Linked DNA regions of Homo sapiens: region 1 is linked to region 2. Evidence: chromatin contacts called from ENCODE Hi-C data. All regions are on one chromosome and are shown on one strand. The core of a region is the stretch at or near the end of the contact, and the rest is flanking DNA. Distances in the headings are between cores, read along the strand shown. Region 1 overlaps DRGX (dorsal root ganglia homeobox). Region 2 overlaps VSTM4 (V-set and transmembrane domain containing 4).

What was found. A loop is a pair of places that touch in the nucleus more often than their neighbours do. Pooled maps may share reads with other maps.
Region 1: a pooled map shows a loop between it and region 2 (7-fold over the local background). The contact joins two enhancer-like sites. A Hi-C loop is called at or near these places in 2 of 37 single-sample maps with no recorded cell type and 4 of 50 pooled maps.

Annotation. Positions count from the first base shown.
Region 1 is chr10:49,359,507-49,366,796 of GRCh38, reverse strand. It overlaps DRGX (dorsal root ganglia homeobox), which reads left to right. Exons shown (of 7, transcript NM_001276451.2): 7 at 416-2,731. The coding sequence ends at 681. Among named protein-coding and RNA genes, the nearest start is that of DRGX, 33 kb to the left of the region's middle. Within about 2 kb of position 3,721, at least 2 of the 41 ENCODE cell types and tissues checked have a DNase peak (open chromatin) inside an H3K27ac peak, as active enhancers do.
Region 2 is chr10:49,049,462-49,056,112 of GRCh38, reverse strand. All of the region lies in intron 5 of VSTM4 (V-set and transmembrane domain containing 4), which reads left to right. Among named protein-coding and RNA genes, the nearest start is that of VSTM4, 63 kb to the left of the region's middle. RefSeq lists enhancers at 2,476-2,585, 2,596-2,695. Within about 2 kb of position 2,897, at least 5 of the 41 ENCODE cell types and tissues checked have a DNase peak (open chromatin) inside an H3K27ac peak, as active enhancers do.

The DNA of each region.
Region 1 (7,290 bases), core at 2,472-4,971, 310 kb before region 2:
GTATCCCCGCAGTGCCCCAGTGAGTTCTTAGGGGTGCCTTGACACAGTTTGGGAGTGTGGAATGACTTAATGGGAACCTCCTTATAATCCTGCAATGTAGGTATTACCCCATTTTACAGAAGTAGAAACTGAGGCTCAGAGAAGCCAAGATATTGGCCTAAGGCCACACAGCTGCTTGGCAAGGGAGCCAGGACTCGCCAGGTGTCCCTGATGCTCTGACAATCCTTTGAACGATTAACTAGGTCCCTTATTTGTGTGTCTTTGAGGTTCTGAGCACTTGTCCTTCTCCCTTTAGTATCTGGCACCAGAGGGAATCAATCTTTCTGTCCTTCAGAACTCAGATCGTTTCCTGTCACCCAGCCCTGAGAGGCAGAAAGTAGACAGTGATGGGAGCCTGTTGTTTTTCCTTTTCCAGGGGGCCCACTGTGCTCTTGCTGCGTCCCAGACCCCATGGGACTCTCCTTCCTTCCCACCTATGGCTGCCAGAGTAACCGCACGGCCAGCGTGGCCACCCTGCGCATGAAGGCCCGCGAGCACTCAGAAGCTGTCCTGCAGTCAGCCAACCTCCTGCCTTCCACCAGCAGCAGCCCCGGCCCTGTCGCCAAGCCGGCGCCCCCAGATGGCAGCCAGGAAAAGACCTCTCCCACCAAGGAACAGAGCGAGGCAGAGAAGAGTGTATGAGGGTCCACAGTGCCCCGCCCGGCCTGCCCTCCCCCGCCCCTCCTTCTCCCAGCCTCAGCCCCTACAGAAAACTCTCCAAATAGCAAGGAGAAGCCTGCGGCCCCAGGGCCTCTGCATGGACCCAGGACGGGCAAGTGAGACCCACAGCTCCCTTGGCACCTGGAGCGTCCCTCTGGAGTCCCACCAGTGCGGCAGTGTTGTCCTGGCTTCTTTGGCAACAGATCCCGATGGCACTTGGTGGCAGCAGAGCCCTCTCTGTGAGGAGCCTCCCTGGGATTTCCATCCAGGCCCAGAGTCTCGGAGGGAGGTAGATTCCTCATCCGTCTCCCTTCCTATTTCCTCCCTGGGCTGCCTTTGAAGGTCTTGTCAACCCCAGGAACTGTGGCATGGGCTGAAGTTTCATGAAAAGAAAAGGGCCTGTCCCGCTTACAGTGTTTAAGAACTGGGGAACTGGTGGAACCCCAAGCGACTCTTGCTCCCCTGGACCAAGATGAGCAGTAATGCCCTTTCTCTTGTTGGAGAATATTGGTTGTGGGCTTCATTACAAAGTGAGAAGATGCAGGGTAGGGAGGGGCCAACAGGACACAGCCTGTCCCAGAGGACCACGGTGGCTCTGACCCAGGAGATCTCACTGGCACATCTGGCCGGGGGGCTGGGCTAATCACCCAGGCCACCTGCTCCATGAACTGGGGGCTGCTGTCTTGACACTGTGGGTGTGGAACTAGTGTGGCCCCTGTACCTGAAGCACTCACCTGCAAGCCCTTCCTCTCTCCCAGATAGACCTGTGGATTGGTGGGAAGTTAAGCAACTGAAAAGCAGCTCTCTGGTCCAGGAGGGCCTGAGGGCCCTTGGAGAGGGAAGAAGCCCTTCAGGAATGCCTCTGAAGTAATTATGCATACAGATGAACTACCTTTCCCCACATGCCTGGCACGTAGAGGGGGCTCTTCAGTGGTGGTGGTTTTTTACTGGGGAAAAAAAAGTAGGAAAGGAGACAGGAACGGCGTATGTGCAGATATGGAGCATGGGGAAGACAGCTTTCTCATGGTGTGGAGAGCATTAATTCCAAAGGGCCAAATTTCACAGAGATTTCTGTTTTGGTCTAGTGTGGCTGTTTTCTCTGGTGAGGATGGTGACCTAGAGGAGATCCAAGGGGAACGTGCAATAGCATAAGCTCTGCCGCTTTCTGGCAGGGGCGCCCGGCATGGGAAAGGTTGCAGTCTTTGGTGGCTTTTGCTGATGGTGTTTCCATGCGGATGGTTATTGCCTTCATGATGGTTATTTTGGTTTCAGTTATTATCGTCAAAATGTTTTACTTTCACATTTCCTGTCCCCTTTTTACCTTCCCCCACTCCATGACCCCCAAATAATACTCCTGAGTGTATCATGCCTTGTCTATGATCACTACGAAGCATTTGATAAAACCCACTGTCTCCTTTAAAGAAAAAAATCAAATCCTTCTTCCTGCTGTATTTTGCTTGTTGAGTATAAAGATGAAACGATTTGCCAAAAAGCGGCAAAGTTGCTTCCGTTTCCCTGTAATTACGAATGTTTGGTTGAAGGATGTAAGCTCAAGCCCTTATGTACACTAACTCTTCAATCTAATTGTTTGATTAAACTCGTATTTCCTCCAGAAAGGTACATAAATAAGTGAACTGTTGAGCAAATTAAGAATACTTAACAGCATTGCATCTGAAAAGTAGTTATGCTGATTAAATTTTGTGTCCTTGAGGACTTTCAGGAAATTACTTTTGATCGTCAATAACACAATTAAGTAAACTACACACACATTAGCATGAATAATTGATAAGAAATTATGTATTACCACGAAGCACTGATTTAATAATTCATGATGCGACACTCTAGTGACTGTGCAAAACTGGATCATATCGAAAAGTCTGCCTGATGTTACTGAAAGGAAAGAAAATGAGCACCAAACCTCTGCAGAGATATTGAGTACTTTGTTTTGTTGTACAAAGGCAAAAAGTAATGATGCATGATGTAGTTTCTGTTTGTTTAAATACCCAAATAAATTTAGAGGAGTTAAAACAAAGACCGAAAAAGCTCAGGTCCTCTCTTTGTTCCTCCCAGCCCTGAGGCTGCAGGGCTGGGTGGAGTCTGCGCTCTTCAATTTTCCACTTTGGCCAAGGTGCAAATAGAAACCTGGAAACTTCCAGGAGGAGGACATTGAGGCCTTGGCTCAGGAACCTTTTAGTGGATGCTGGGACAAGACAGGGGCCCCTGTGCAGATCAGAGCCCTCCCCAAGGCATTGACAAGCACTGCATTGCAGGGTCATTCTCGCTGGAGCCCCTGTAGGTTGCCCTGTCTGCAGAAGTTCATCACACGACTGTAAAAGGCAGCTGGGCTTCAGTGTGGGAAGGAGGCTCGGGCCCCAGGGATTGATTGATTAATTAATTAATTATTATTATTCATTTATTAGTCGAGGCAAATGAAGTCCATTCCTGAATGCCCTCCAGGTTATGGGAAAGGAGTCTAGAAACCACTGAAGTTGTGACTGTGACTGGGGCAGCAGCCCGGCCTTGTTGGGCATGACAGCCTGCCCGGAGGAGAAGCAACTGTGGCATGGCATGGAGTCAGGGCGGGCAGCCCTGGCATAGGACCTGGGGGACTTGGGGGCTCCTCCTCCATTCCTCAGTGGGTGCCCAGTGTCTGATCTCTCAGTTGGGTAGAAAGAACTTCCTTTGACTCTGCCACTGTCTCATTTCCTGGGAACTTTACACAGGTTAACACATTTAATCCCAATGATAAACCCACAATGTAAGTCCTACTATTCCCATTTAACAGTTAAGGAAACTGAGGCACATTAAGGTCGGGCAACTTCTGTGAAGCTACATAGTTGATAGGCTCTGATAGGAAGAGGGAAAGCTCGGCTTTATTGGGTGTCACACAGAGAGTGGTTAATAAATGACTTGATGAGGTCAACTGGGCTCAGTCTTCAAGGCCAGGAGCTCCACGGAGGCATATGAGGACCCGTTGTTCCCAGCAGGTTTCAACAGATGGTGAGTCATGGTTTGACTTTGCTCACTGTCTTTTGGGTTCTGTCCTGGATGGGCCTGTGGGAGGGGAGGATGAACCACCCCAGCGCCCTGTCAGACCTCAGTGTCTCCCTCCCCTGGGTCCGGCCTGGCAGGGGCAGGGGTAAGCCTGCCCCCATTTTATCTGCACCTGGCCTTAGGTGTGTGCCTGTCTGAGAGCAGGCCCAGTGGCGATCCCTGAACTCAATGGTGCCCAGAACTTCTGGGCCCCTCTGATGGATATTCTAGCAAGACGGGACACCAAGAAGGCGCCTGAGACTCAACCAGTCTACGTAATGGAAACTCTCTTTCTTCCTAATTTTCTGGCTTCACCAGAAGAAGTGAAACCTTTACAGATTCAGAGCTTCATCAAAGTTGGTTAAGAGCATGTTTCACTTCTTCAGAATCCTAGCCCTAAGGGCTGTGTGACTCTGGGTGGGTCACCTAACCTCTATGTGCTTCAGTCATCTACGTAATAATGGCACCAGCCTCCCGGGGCTCTTTGGAGATTAAATGAGTGGATAGCTACATGGTGCCTGGCATGGACGAAGTGCAGTAGAAAAGCCAGCTCTTGTTCCACCAAGCCTCACACATGTCAAAGGCTTGAAGACCTTTTTCAGGTGAAAACCTCACTTTCTCAAGAAGGAAATGATGGAATGGCTCTCAGCTGTGCCTGAGCCTGCAGAGGGAGTTGGGATTGCCACTCCGTTTCCTGAGCAAATTGTGTGGGCTGTAGGAGAGTTGATTTTCAGGAGGAGGCGTGTGCCCAGGCACTTGAGCTTGGAAGGGAATCTGTGGTACCCAGAGGCAGGGGTGGGCATGAAGGCTGGGGTCAGGGAGAGTGTCTTAGAGAGAGCTCTTCTAGTGGCAAGTACTGGAAAGCACTGAAGCCAGTTTATGTCAAAAAGCACTTTTAGGAGGAGGATACCAAGCGATCTCATGGAGCTCAGGATGGCTGAGACTCTAGTCCTAGGATCCCAGTGAGACAGGCACCAAGAAGCGGGGGGTTGTCAGGAACCTCCCTCGTTTTCCCCCGCAGCTTGGCCCTCTCTGCTCTCTCACAGTCATCAGCCAGGCCGGGATCATTGTGACTTTCCAGCCTCAGCCACACCCTTTGGGGACTTGAGCCAGCAGACACCTCTGGTCTCATCAGGAGTGGTCAATCATGTCCACTCTGGCCCTGCCCTGCCCGGGGGAGGGAACATGGCTCTAAGTCTCTGGGCTGGGGATCTGGGTCGATACCCAGCATATACCCCCATTACCCCCACGGGGATGGCACCAGAGGCAGAGAAGGGCACAGATGTAGAAAACCCAGTCCCTGCTGAGGCAAGTTAAACCAAAGGATGATAGGTTTCCCTGAGACAGGGACTATAAGGGCTTATATTTTTATTATTTTTAAATGATAATGCAGCTTCATTCTGGTCTCCACTCATGAACACCGTCAGCCTACTTCAGAGAATTCCACATTTGGCTGTTTTTCTCATCAAGACTTGGCCAAATACCTTCTACAGCAGCTCCAGCAAACTTGTAGGAATGGAGGGTGTGCCTGCCGCACCCAGGAAGCTCAAAGACCCTAGGGCTGTGGAACACCCAGGTGTCCCATTGGAGCCGTTCTCAGCTGCCTGCCTGTGTCCAGATCATACTCCCAATGACAACAAAGCCCTGGCCTCCAAGTTTGGACGCCCTTGGCCCCAGCACCACCAACTGCCGTCTGAGGGGGACGACATAATTAGTGCGAGACTGGCAGGTGGTTGGGGCCTGCAGTCCTCGTGGCCAAGAGCAGTGGCCCCAACCTTTCTCCCAGCCTGAGCTGTTCTGGCAGAGCCGGCCCCCCTGGCTCTCAGTCCCATAACAGGAGTCAGGGTAATGGGTTTGGATAAACCAGAATCCATCCCCCAGCCCCCAGGAAGAGCATTTTAGAAAAGGCGGCTGCCCCTGCCCAGATATGGGCTTTTCAGCTGCCTCTTTCTGAGCCACCTCAAGACAAAGCGAGGCATTTCGGTGGAAAGCAGCATTGGTTGGTGCCCTGGAAGTGCCTAGGGCCTCTCCTGCCCTGGTACCCTGGAAGCACCTAGGGCTTGTCCTGCACCCTGCCGGATGGACCAAGGAGACTGGCCTGGGAGCCCGGCCTGTGCTTAGTGCTGCTGCCTGCCATCTGCTCACCGGCCTCTTAGCTGACAACAGGGCCCCTGCCAGGCGAAGCTGCTTCTTGTCAGAGCCTGGCTGAGTTCAGGACGGGCCATTGCTCTTTAGCACACCTCTTTAGGTCCTGGGCACCACCCCCTCCCTCTTTCTGGGTGCATTATCAGACAACGCTGGAGCTGCGGCTGCCTGGCCCTGGCCTGGCTCAGCTAGGTGGCCCAGATCACAGCAACCCCTATCTTGGGACCTCTGCTGTGGCTGGGAGAGGAGGCTTGCCAGCTGTTGGAGGGCTGCCAACCCTGCCTGGGCCACACGGCAGTTGGGGGTTGAGTGGGAGAGGGCACTCATCCATCATGAGCCAGGGTCTAGGAGCAAAGGGGGGTGGTGCAAGAGGAAATTACCCAAGCTGGGGGCCCACCAGGTCAAGGGCTGCCTGGCAGCTGCCAAGGGGGCAAGGCGTTCCTTGCAGTCTCTGGTGGCCTCATTCCTCCACTCAGCAGAGAGGAGCAGCCCTTGCTGTAGCCCTGGCCCTGGAAACCCTCCTCTGAGGTGGAGTTCCCCATACATGGTAACACTCCAGCAGGGTTACTGCTGCCTGGGGCGGAGGAAGCGTCACAGGCCTGGGAATCAGAGTCCTGACATTCCTAGCTATGTGACCGTGGGCAAGCCATTTAACCTCTCTGTTCCTCATTTCTTTATCTGTATCATGGACAGAATCATCCTAACTTCGAGTACAGAGGGTTATTGTGAGGAGTCAAGGAAACGATGCATGTGAAGGCAGTTTTTGAACGACTCTCAGGAGAACAAGGTCATTGGCAGCACATGGTGCTGTCTGAAGCTGCCTCCTGCTGCATCAGTGTGGCCTGGGAAAATGCAACCTAAGAGCAGAGAGGAGGCAGTGCCAGGAAGTGAATCGCATGGACTCTCCCCAGGGCTTTTCCTGCCTCAAAGCCCCTCCCCCTCCCAAGATCTGGATGGGGCAGCGAGAGGGGGCTAAGTGATTGTGTAATGGCCACATCTGTCAGCACTGGCCAAATGGTTTTTTCAGGAGTCAGGGAGCTAATGGCCCTGCAGCCGGGACAGACTTTCTCCTAAGTGAAGCACTTTATCTACCCGGGAACTTAAGAGCAGCATGGCCTCAGGCCACAGGGACCCAGAGAACAGCTGCTCTGCTGCAGACTTGAATTAGTGCCCTCTCCCCATTGGCTTCCCTCACACCTGCTGCCAGAGGCCAGACTGCGGGTGGCAGCCTGAGTGGTGGTGGTGGGGGGGGCGGGCGATGGCAGCCCAGAGGGGGTGTCACCACACCCAGCCTTGAGTCCAGGATCCCACGCCACCCACCTAAGCAAGTCCCCTGCCCTCTCCAAGTCTCAGTTTCCTCATCTGTAAAATGGGGACAATGAGGATTAGGTGGGATGAGACAGTGAGGGGCAC
Region 2 (6,651 bases), core at 1,648-4,147:
TGGCTTGGCAAATACCTCACAAAGGAGTAGCATTTATTCTAATGCTGTGCAGAGGATGCATGCAGAAATGTCATGGAGCAGATGCAGCAGAGAGCACAGCTTTGCAACCCGCAAGGGTCTGGCATCCTTTCTGGGTGCATAGGCACTCACTTGGGTTGTAGAGAATACTGCCTTGTCCTGCTTCCGATTCAAGGACTCGGAGAGCATTTTCTGTGGTAATAATTATGGATAATACTGCCAGTAAGGTCATGATAGGTGACTCCCTGTAGGCACTTACTGTGCACTAGACACAATTCTATGTGGTTGGCTCATGTCACCCACTTAATGGAAAAGAATCATTTCAAAGGGTCCCTGTGAGTGGGTGGCACCATTCATCCATCTTGAAAGTGAAGTTCTGCAACTTTTAAGCAGCTCCTGGCATATGGAACCAATTGACTTTGTGTGTTTCAGTGGCAGGGAAAGCTGCTGGAGCAAGTTCAAAAAGCCTAAGGCAAGACATTAGGAAACTCCCCCTGTTTGCATGAGTTCTTGGCCTTTATCAATGGCAGCTGACCTTGGGGAGAAGGGGTATCTACAGTTGTTACTATTATTCATTTTACTTTAAAAGATGGCAACGAATTGCCACCATAGTTGTGGAGACCAATGCCCCTCCTTCAAGATTCTGCACATAATGTTCTGGGCATGGGGTTATGGGGTGGCGAGTGTGCTGTGTGAAATCTTGGAAGGAGGCCATAGAGCTGCTTGGAAAGAAACGGATGGATCCCTCCCTCCATCTGTGTCAGACATCTTTCTTGTCAGAACCAAGATAGGCAGGAAGACAGGAAATACATGGACGTTTCTGGAAGTAAAATAATCAGCTGAAGCGACACCTTTCAAAGATGTGTGGAGCAAGAAGAGCTCAGGGGGCCTGGAAGGATGTTGGGAGGACTGGAGCCAACACAGCTCCATTAGCTCCATGCACTAAGGGTTTCTGAATGGGGATCTTTGGCTTGACGAAAGCATTTGACATCCCTAGGTGTCCCAGTTCAGACCACAATACATCCCTTTGGAGTGTGACAGACAGCTTTGTGCCCAGGAGGAGGGGCATCTACTCATTCAAGAAGGAATAAGATTGAACAGACCTCAAAGAAGTGTTTTGATTTGTAATTCGTATGTCCGGGTGCAAAGATCGCCCTGGGCCAGAGGAAGCACCCAGCATCTTTGAGATGGCTGGATTTGTGAAAGTCCCTTGGCTCACACAGTTCGCTGCACCTCCTGCACATCCCAGAGAGAGACTATATTAGAAGGACCATTTGATGGCCCAGGGACATTAAAGGCAGGGGTGAGGACTCCTGATGCCACATGCACTGTGGTTCAGCACAAGTTGCTTTGACCTCACATTTAGTTTTGAAAGCAGAGTGTGGCTGGGTGCATGCTTCTTAGTTATAATTATGTTTTTTGGTGGAATCAGCTCAGTTTATGCTGTTCCTCCTGCATAAACTGCTCCCCGCCTTCTGCTCCCAAATACTCTTAGTGCTAGAGGCACAAAATTCCCAGCTGGCTAGCCCACCATGCCCACCTTCATTTTGGCAGCTGACATCACTTGTTCCAGACGATTTCCAGGCACATGCCCCCTTCCTCCTCTGCGCTTCCTTCTCAGGATGGCCCTGGGTCTTAGGCACCAGCCACACCCTCAGTCCCCAAGACCCCACTACCTGGGTTGGCCTCTCCTCCTCCCTTTGGGGCAGGAGTTTGAGCAGCTGCAACAGTGCTGTGGGTTCCCCACGCTGAATCTAAATCAGACTTGAAATGCAGTAGAATGTTAATGTCTCCTTCTGGTACTTCTCTTCAGGGAGATGGTTTAAACTGGGAGTAGCCACTGTGGCTCTGGCTCTATTGACCTTGTTCCTGTTCCAGTGTTCTTGTTATCTGTTATCTGGGCTGGGTCCTGGGTCCTTGCTTCAGGGCCAGAGGAAGCAGGCCAACATGGATCAAGTCCCATGTCCCCTTCTCAGCTGGTGACTTTTGAGAAGGACCTGATCTCTCTGAGGCCCCATTTTTGCAACAAGGAGGGCCAGAGGTCACGGATACCAAGCTCTTTCCACAGTGCCTTGCATAGGATGGACACAAACATAGCTGTTACTGTTGTTAACTTTAGTTTCTGAAAAATATGGTTGCTCAGAATTTGTTCAATACCTTGCAAAATCTAGGTTGGCTGCTTTGCCTGGTGTTCTGGAGTGGCTGCCCATCGCTCAGGAATGCAGCCTCTCTCATGACCTGCCTGGTCTGTCCTGCAGCGGTGCTTTCCAGCACTGCTCTATTAGTGGGAGGGCAGCTGTCAAGGGGATGTCATGCTGTAATATCCTGGGCAGGAAGACTTTCTGATCAATGTCTAAGTTGAAACTTGCAGCCCTACTCACTGGGCTGAAACAAGGGCACCATGAAATACCCAAGTGGCAACATCATCCTCCCTGGGTAGTACCATGAAACGTCTACACTGCACCTGTACCCTGGAGACTAGGGTCAGTTGCTATTTAGCTGTTTCACACCCCATCTAATTTAGGCTATGCTCTCTCATCTGACCCTCATAACTTTGCAAGAGAGATAGCCAACATACACCTCCCCTTTTACAGATTGGTGGGTGGAAGCCCGGGGAAGTAAGTGACTTGCCCAGGGTCACCTCTCTGGTCAAAGTAGAATCAGCTTTAGTGGCCTTTTGACCCCTGTTCAGCACCTGTTCACTCAATCCAGCCGCTGTGTGTCATGGAGCAAAACTGCCAAGCCTTTGTGGGACAGAAGCTCCTTCTGGCAGGTGGCCAGGCCGGAACCTGGTACATCTTACAGCAAGGCCTCTGCACGTGCGACATCCTGCCTGCCCTTGTTGGAGGCAGAAAAATAGCCTTGCTCCACAATGAGCTCCCACAAATAGCACTTCTCTCTAATCAAACAGCTCTCTAATTTAGAGGGAGTTTCCGGGCGGGCCTGTTTTCTGTCTTTCTTGGTTTGACTCACTCCAACAAGGCTTGCTCTGTTGTGTCAGAGACAAAATATAGCCCTGTTCCAACCTGAGATGTCGAATAACTTTTCTTGTAAGTTAATCATAAGGTGGACTTTCCTTGCCAAATATTCCGACCAGTCCTGCTGGCTCAAGGGGAGAAACAAGATTCTGAGAGAGTGTCTATCCTATGTCAATGTGGTGATTCATTGTCTAAATGAGATCAAATTGTCGAAATATGAATTAAAATTAAATTTAGTGCAGTTTTACTGTTTTGAAGGAAAATTATGATGACAAAGCAGGTGTTCTCCACCTTAAGGAAATCCCTGAACATAATGTTATAAGTGCACAAAAATGATGTTCCAGAAACTTCCATTTTATATTAAACAGTTAAAAAAAATCCAAAAAGAGAATAGGAAGTGGAAATATTATTTGATTCTACACCGTGCAAGGTGCAGTTGGGGAGACTACCCAAGTTTTGAGGCAAAAGAAGAAAGGAAAATGTCAAAAGATTTTAGCAAAAACAAATTAAAAAACTGCATGGAACAAAAAGCCAGAATTCAAAGGGAATTGGGAAAAATATTTTTCAATAAATATGTCCAAATGGTGTAAAAGTTGCTTGCAAACCTGTAAGAAAAGCTCAAGATCCTAAATCAAGAGCAGAAATCAAGAAAATCCTAAATCAAGATCCAAAAAAAAAAAAAATCCTAAATCAAGAGAAGGAGCTATCCTTCCATCATAAATGAGAAAACTCCTTAGACAAACATGGGAAGTGTCCATTATCACTAGAAATCAGAGAAATGCAAATCAAAAAGGAATCAGCTTTTTCTTCATTAAATGAGTCATTTTAAAAAAATTGACAAGTGGTGTTAAGGAGGGTGACGTAGGTATTCTCATTTGTTGAGTGGCATAGCTGTGGTGTAGTACTAACTTGTCAAAAATCATTTTGACAGTAAGTATTAAATAGCCTTGAAAATGGTCCTTTTCCATGACCTGGTAATTCCAGCTTTAGAAATTCAACCCCAAAATGAAAGTCTAAGAATAAAAAACCATTATGCACAAATACATTTTTAGCAGTGTCATTTCTATATTAAACTGAGAAAGAAATGAGATCTTTAGATGTTAGGGAAATGGCTAAGTAAACATCGGCTTATTTCCTCACTGGAATAGTATGAGAATATAAATATGAAAAATTTAGATTAAGTAAATTAAGAATACAAAATTATAATATAATATGATTTAAAAAACACTATATATGAACAAGGAAGGGTTGAAAATTTGTATCTACACACAAAAAAACTGCACATGGATGTTTATAGCAGCTTTTTTCATAATTGCTAAAAATTAGAAGCAGCTGAGATGCCTTTCAGCAGGTGAATGCATAAACTGTGGTACATCCAGATGACAGAATATTACTCAGTGCCCAAAAGAAATGAGCTATCAGGCTGGGAGCAGTGGCTCATGCCTGTAATCCCAGCACTTTGGGAGGCCAAGGCGGGTGGATCACCTGAGGTCAGGAGTTCAAGACTAGCCTGACCAACATGGTGAAACCCCCTCTCTACTAAAAATACAAAAATTAGCTGGGCATGGTGGCAGGCACCTGTAATCCCCGGTACTCGGGAGGCTGAGGCAGGAGAATCGCTTGAACCCGGGAGGCGGAGGTTGCAGTGAGCTGACATCGTGCCATTGCACTCCAGCCTGGGCAACAAAGAGAGACTGTCTCAAAAAAGAAAAAAAAAAAAAAAAAAGAAATGAGCTGTCAAGCCATGAGAAGTCACGGAGGAAGGGTAATTGCATATTGCTAAGTGAAAGAGGCCAATCTGAAAAGGCTATATATTGTATCATTCCAACTCTGTGACATCCTGGAAAAGACAAAACTGTGGAGACGTTAAAAGATCGCTGGTTGCCAAGGGTTAGGGTAGAGGGAGGGATGAATAGGCAGAGCACAGAGGATACTTGGGAGTGAAACTACTCTGTATGATGCTATGATGCTGGGTTCATGCCAGTATAAATTTGTCCAAACCCATAGAATATACTGTACATCAAGAGTGAACCCTAAGGTGACCTGTGGACTTTGAGGGATACTGATGTCTAATGTCGGTTCCTCAGTTGTAGCAAATGCCCTACTCTAGTGCAGGATGTTGATCATGGGGGAGGCTGTGCATGTGTGGAGGTGGGGGCTATAAGGGAAATCTATCTTCCACTCAATGTTTCTGTGAATGTAAAACTTCTCTAAAAAATAAAGTCTGTTTAAAAGCAAAAGCAAGGAAGAGGAAAAAGAGTGAAAATATTTATGAAGATTGTGTTTTGGTTATGACAGTGTTATTTTCTTTGGTTTCCATGCCTGTAATTACCCTTTTTAAACACGAGCATGCATTATTTTATATTGGAAATAAGAAATAGGCATTTCAAGAGTTTATAAAACTACAGAATGAAGCTGAACATGTGGTTGTATATGTAAACAATTCTGAGAATTTAGGATCCCTTGTTTGCTATTGTTGGTCAAAGTTTTGTAAATTCACATTCTTTTTGGCTATTTGTGAATTTACACAATTGACCCTGTACTCTAAAGCTATGACCAGTTAGAATCTCCGTTCCCAATAAAAATAAGGCATCTTTGGGGAATCTCAGTGGGAACTGTATTCTTGGAATTTATCCCACAACGTGTGATTCAGTTTTTACTTATTTTTATATATCTAGGACTATTATTAGAATAGCCTATCTCTTATTACCCATGTGTATATTTATTTGCATTTAATTATAAACATATCCAGTAATGATTCTCCCTGTCCTGTCTCACATCTGTTTAGTTCCTTAGCACCCCCATTCTAGGGAACCACTATTTTTAAATTCTTGTGAATATTTCTGGAGCTTCTTTATGTATGTGTAAGCAAATGCTAATATATATTCTTATTTCCCCTTATTTTTATGTAAAAGTGGCACATTTTATACATTGTCCAACACCTAGCTTTTCCACTTAGCAATGCATCTTTCCTTATCAGGACACACGTAGCTTCTTCGTCTTTATACAGATGACCCTATGCACGGATTCACCATAATCTACTCAACTAGTCCCTGCTGATGGAAGATGAGCTGTCTCTAATCCATAGCTATTATAAACAGTGCTGTAATAACTGATCTTATGCACACAACATTTCCTACATGTGCAAGGATATCCATAGAACGAATTCCTGGAAATGAAATTGCCAGGTCAAAGAGTCTAAGCGCCTGTAATTTTGATAGATGTTACGAAATCATTCTCCATCAGGAAAGATCACGCTGCTGCCAGCAATACTTTTGAGTGCCAGATTCCCTGCACCCCTACCAATAGTGCTTTGCCTCACATTTGACTGCAGCCATTTTGATTTGGAAAAAAAAAAAAAGAAGTCAGTATACTTTAACTGGAATTCCTCTGTCCTGAGGGAGCTTTAGCATGTTTTCATGTGTAAATGAGTCTTTCCTTATGTGTAAAAACTGCCTGTTTCCAACCTTCTTTTATTTTGATGATTGGGTCATATTTTTATGGATTTCTAGAAATTCTGTATGTATTAGCGAGATAGCCTCTCTTGAGACCTGGACTTACCTAGCTGGGACATGTGCCTGCGGACAAGAGATTATAAAAGGTACTTCCCTCTGGATTACTGGAGCGAATAGGAAGCATTTGCAAGAAGATGAAT